2 separate regions of the Homo sapiens genome follow, and region 2 is linked to region 1. A link is an interaction called in ENCODE POLR2A ChIA-PET data of the cell type or tissue named here. Cell type or tissue: IMR-90. All regions are shown on one strand. Each heading gives the region's core, and the rest is flanking DNA. Links, peaks and the distances in the headings are about the cores only. Region 1 has its middle 13 kb from the start of LINC01213. Region 2 overlaps TM4SF1 (transmembrane 4 L six family member 1).

Region 1 (2,925 bases), core at 304-2,803:
GTTGCTACTGAGTGTTATTTTTCTTGTAACCTTTGCTCTCTTTCCCCACCATTGGCTTCCAGATGTCTGATTTCACCAAGTTCAGGGCACTGGACGCATGTGCATTTTCCCCTCTAACTTGAACAGGAAATTCAGAAACTGCCTTAAGCCTGCCAGCCTGATAGAGCCAGCACCAACATGAATATCAACCCAAAACCTCTTGGCCTAATGAAAAATAGCTCGATGGGGGAATGTGAAGCTTTTGTAAAAACTGGTGACTGAGTTTGAGATAGGGAAAGAATTTTAGGAGGCATCTGCCCCTCTTTCCTCTTGGTCAATGATGGCTTCTGCCTAGTTGTGCTTTCTGCATGTTGTGGGTGAAAAATGGAGATAAAAAGTAATTATTCTACAGCAACTTAACCTTTTGCTGATATTTGGTAGAAAGTGATAAACTTTCAACTTTCTGTCATTATTTAGCATGTAGTGTATAAATTAGCTGGAAAAAATTCTGTTTGAATAGATGAAGACATATTTTCTACGGATTTTACCTTGAAAGTGAGAAATACAAAGGTAATTTTCTGTTTGTGAATGTTTGTTTTAGGGTTCTATTATTTGCAGTGCCATTTAGAATTTTGGAAACATTAGAGTCTATATTCCATTCCTCCTGTCTTTCTTAAACTTGGATCAATTTTCTCCGGGTGAAGTTTAAAATAATAAAAACTGGGAAACCATTTACTCAATGCCTCCTGTTGCATAGCAATCTAAACAAACAGGCCCCTTTCCTCTGTTAAGAACTTCCAATAAGACAAATCACAAAGCTTGTGTTTAAAAAAATGATTTCCAAGTTCCCCACCCCCAACCCCATTTGAAAGCTTCCTTTAAAAAAAATAGAGGCAAAAGATTGTAGACAAGAAACTTAATTGACTTTTTAGTGAGTCACTTCTCATGCTACTACAGGGATTAGAAAACTCTTTTGTTTGCGGTGAGGCCAGAGGATCTGAACTGGACACATAAATACCAAGCCAACCAAAGCAGGACAAATAATAAGAAATAATAGTAACCATCAGGTGGTCAGTATCTTCTGTGTAGCAGACACAGTGCCATGTAAGTTATCTAATCTTATAACAAACTTCCTGTGTTGGATATCTTACATTTGCACCCCCAGGTCCTCTCTCTACTCTTTTCCATCCTGTTCTCTGCCCAGGGAGGATGACCTATTTAGACAGCAGCAAAGGGCTTGCTTACCCAAGAGTACTGGCAGGAGAGAGGAAGGAGGAGGTAAGATCAGAGTATGTTCCTGGCCCCTTCTCTGCTGGTTCCTGCAGGTTGGCTGTGTCCCTCTACCCAGAGATACAGCTCCTGCCAGGCAGCCCTTTCCATTCCACTCCCCTCCCTGGCTTCCAAGAATGGCTCCTCGATGCTTCATTCAGGTCTAGTGGTGGGAAGAGCTCCCTGCGGTTGCCAGCTCCATATCGAAGTGAACTCTTAGGCAATGTCTTCTCATGCAATTTATTGGGAAATCAATCAGAGATTGACCTTTGCTAGACAACCTCTAGTGTCTTGTAAACATTATTTAAATTTTAAATTATTTGTCTTTTCAAAATCATGGGCTGTGGCACTAAGTAGTTTTGGCCTTGACTGTAAGCTTTGTCAACATTGAACACCTGGACAAAGTATTAACCTAGCAGAGCCTCAATTTACTAAAAATTAAAGAGTAACAGTAATATCTACCTTACATGGTATTGTGAGAATTCAGTGAACATATATAAAATTTTATTACAAGATACAGCACATAAATCTAATTTTATTCCTCTTTTTTCCCTCTTTCTTTCCTCCAACTAGGGGCCAAATTTAGCTAACATTTACTGAGTGATTATTATGTGTCATGTACTAGTTTAAGCATTTTATACATATTAATTGATTTACATCAATCCTATATACTATTATCCTCTCTTTTACAGATGGAGAAATCAAGGTGCAAAGAGGTTAAGAAATTTGTCCAAGGTTTGCCAGGACATAGATGGGAGTACTAATTCACAACTAGATGGTAAACTTTTCAAGGCAAAACCAACTGTATACCAAATTTCTTTCTTTCTTTCACAGGGCCTAGCATGATGTCTTCCATATGCAGGTGTTCAATAAGTGCTGATTTTATTCCAGGAGCAGAGGCAATTAAGCTAGGGTTGCAATAGTTAGGGAGCCAGGAGATCCACATGGTCAAAGTAGCAGCTGCTTTCACGAAGCAGTAATGCGTGCCGCTCGAATTTGGATGCAAGGTCCTGGTAACTGAGGAATGGGCTGTTGCTGGAAGATAGAGCAGAGAGCAGCCAGTTATCTTGCGGAGGGGTGAGGAAGGAAAGAGAACTTGAGCTGGGAAGCCAGCAACAGTGGAAAGCTCCCCAAGTGAAGCTTGAGCTCCTCTCTCAGCAATCCTCCTGGCCTTGAGGAGACAGTAAATCTCACTCCATCCTGTGGTTATACCACTGAAGCATCTTTAAAAACACTTAGTCCCAAACAATGGGCCCTTTCCTGCTGCTTTTCTTACCTGAGCCAGCAACCTCAGAGCTTTCTGGGATTTCTGTTAAAAACACCGAGATCCCAGGACTCCTTCTCTATCAACACAACTGTCGCTCACGCCAAGCATGGGACATATGGCCGAGCATCTGGGAGGGAGAAGATGGGCCAGGAGTGCTGGCAAGCGGCACATGCTTTCATTATAATGGATGTGTCACAGTAAATCATTTTGTAAATGTCCCCTCCCCCTGTGCTGCATAGCAAAACATAAAGGAAGACGAATTACCCACAGCACCACAATGCTGGTTGAATATGCCAAAACTTGTGCCTGAGACACTTAGTGACATTTCCTTAAATATCTTTTTAATATCTTGGCCAGGTTGGGCATACCAATGGCATTACAGAGCTTGCAAATCAATACCCCAGCTGTTT
Region 2 (2,925 bases), core at 246-2,745, 880 kb after region 1:
ACCACTATGTCTTGATTCCCTCGGCCAGTGGAACTACACCTTTGCCAGCACTGAGGGCCAGTATGTAATTACTCTCTACATGGCTACACATTTTTATCCACCACATGTATATAGTGGCAGCTCTATCAAACCAGATAGGCATCCACTTATCCATCCATCCACCCACCTAGCCAGTGTTTATTCTCACTGACTCAGGCATGGTTTAGGCAATAGGTATCCAAGGATGGATCCCCAGTCCCCGACCTAAACAAATTCTAAATGCTTCTTTTCTTTTCTTTCTTTCTTTTTTTTTCCCCCAGAGACAGGGTCTTGATCTGTCACCCAGGCTAGAATGCAGTGGCACAATCATAGCTTACTGCAGCCTCTAACTCCTGAGCTCAAGCAATACCCCTTCCTCAGCTTCCCAAATACAGAGTGCTTTTGAATAGATTCAATAATTCAGTCCTTATAATAACCCTATGAAGTGACTTCCTATTTTAAAGATGAGGAAACAAAATCACAGAGAGATGGAGTAATTCATCCAAGGTCACGTTGCCAGAAAGTGGCAGTTAGCATTTGAACCCAGGCAGTCTAGATGTAGAGTTTGTGTTCATATAGTGCATCTCAATTACTTCATACATTATACCAGAACAATTGCCTGATTAAGTGTAATACATTTTACTACTTTATAAGAAAGTATTATAGAATCCATATATAATAAGAATGGCAACTATATGAATTTAACCCAAGCCCAGGGCAAACCATGCCCTTACCCCTGTGTATACATGCACTCATATAAAACATACACATACATACACTCATATAAAACATACAAACTATGTACAATGCCCCCTTTTTTAGTTATTAAGCTATATAAGTAAGGCCTATTCACAATCATAATATCAGGATAATTTGTGCTGTTCTACCATTCTATGTTGATACTTATTTTTTTTATCAGTTATCCAGAAAAGAACAGAAACAGCACAGCTGATAGAAACGGATGTATGTGGTGATGAATGGATGACATGTTTCTTTGAGCAGGAGTTGATTCTGAGTTTCCCTTTTCCCTACTCAACTTTCTGAAGTTGAATTTTGAAAGGTTTAGTTTTGAGATTCATGATTAAAAATAATATTAATAACAAATTATATTATCAAGAATGTTTGACCCCATGAATTTAAAGCATGTAGTGAGGATATATGAATCTCACAAATTTAGCACAGTTATGAGATCATGAATTTGAATTAGCTGGGTTCAATCACAGCTCTGCACCTATCTGTAGGAAAAGGTGAAATGAGCTCTCTGCATCTCAGTTACTCCACTGGTAAAATAAAATCAATGGCAATTGTCATGAGAATTAATGAAATAATATGTAAAATGTTCCCCACAGAGGCTGCCACATTGTGTGCAACTGCCACTGTTAGCTGTTAATATTAGCTACTACCTTACAATAAACATAACCCAATGGTAGCCTTTGAAGGAAAATTGATACTTACAGAAGTTTGAAATTTTGGTGTTCAAAACTGTGATCAATCATGACTCAGCTTTTATCAGAACATACTGGATGTACTAGTAGAAAATGGCTATTCACATATGTACAAACATACAAAACTATTGCACAAACAGACTTCTAAGAAAAGTCATGACTTATGCAACCAGAATGCAGGGAGAGGTGGTAGTATTGCTAAATGGTTTTTATAGCTATTTGACTGTTTGCCCCTCCCATTATCCACTCTGGATTCTACAAGAAACCTTCCTCCTCTTCTATGTCATTCTTCATTTAAAACTGTCCAAGGATTTCAATATGGGAAATAACTAACAGTCACAAGCCACAGGTTAGTTGCCTGGGAGCCAGGTGGAGCCAAAAATTTTTTTTTACATTGAGACCTGAAAATATAGATTTTTGTTCTGCTGACATGCAGAAAGACAGGGCCACAAAAACAGAACTTTTTTTGAAATGAACAACTATAATCTCTGATTGGCTCAATGAACTATTCTAAAGTTAGGTCTCAAATTCCAAGCCCCTTTGTTCTGTTGTGGAAGGAAGTCGTGATAAGAAAAGAATTATACCAGGCCTCTTTGTGGAATTAAGTCAAACCTTGATTTTCCCACATGATTGTATTATATTTTGTTAAGAATCCAAATACTCTGTAGCAAAGGCTGAAATTCTAGGAGAGCTATCAGAAGTAGAATTTTTCAGACTGGAAGAATATCCAGGTATTTATAAAATCGACTAAATCCTAGAATCTATAGTCAGATATCACCTCAGTATGGTTTGCTGACATTTCACAAAGCAACTTCATATTGTTATTTATCATTCAACTGCTTTTAAAATGTGCTGAGTGGCTATTGTGTGTCAGATACTGTTCTAGCGGCTGGATATACAATGATGAATAGGTCTGGCTCCTACCTTCATGGAGCTCAGCCTTATTGAATAGATACATAAGCAGCTGTTCTCCCTGGACTAGGTTAGATGCCCTTCCTCTGTGGCTCTTCCATATTTTGTTTACCGATCAGCATATCTGTTGCATTGAGATTACTTGTGACTTGTCTCTTCCTTTAGAAGCTATGCTCTTTCAGGACAGAGCCCGTGCCCTGTGCTCCATTATATCCCCAGCTCTGGCTCAGTGTCAGACTCACACTGACTGCTCAATAATCTTTGTTGAATGAGCAAATGCAGTGTGCTACATGCTATTATCAACTCTTGGGCACAGCATCATGAAAGTGAAGAGCTATCAGCCGGGCGTGGTGGTTCACGCCTGTAATCCCAGCACTTTGGGAGGCTGAGGCAGGAGAATGGCTTGAACCTGGGACGTAGAGGTTGCAATGAGCCAAGATTGCGCCATTGCACTCCAGCCTGGGCAACAGAGTCAGACTCCGTCTCAGAAAAAAGTAAAGAGCTATCAAATTAGTTGGGTTTAATCCCATGAATTTGCTTCCTGTTGCAA

What was found. Peaks named below come from ENCODE experiments on the same cell type or tissue, not always from the same donor. Only the 100,000 strongest peaks of a DNase experiment are listed, where the experiment ranks them.
Region 2: POLR2A ChIA-PET joins it to region 1 with 5 read pairs; 1 of 35 experiments calls an interaction of 5 or more read pairs at or near these places.

What each region holds. Positions count from the first base shown.
Region 1 is chr3:150,249,801-150,252,725 of GRCh38, reverse strand. No RefSeq gene overlaps it. Among named protein-coding and RNA genes, the nearest start is that of LINC01213, 13 kb to the right of the region's middle. In IMR-90, for the core only: no CTCF peak of the experiment used is centred there; no DNase peak of the experiment used is centred there; H3K27ac peaks cover 884 bases.
Region 2 is chr3:149,372,578-149,375,502 of GRCh38, reverse strand. TM4SF1 (transmembrane 4 L six family member 1) reads left to right here. Exons shown (of 5, transcript NM_014220.3): 3 at 1-60. Among named protein-coding and RNA genes, the nearest start is that of TM4SF1, 3.6 kb to the left of the region's middle. In IMR-90, for the core only: no CTCF peak of the experiment used is centred there; a DNase peak (open chromatin) is centred at 1,622; H3K4me3 peaks cover 378 bases; H3K27ac peaks cover 1,385 bases.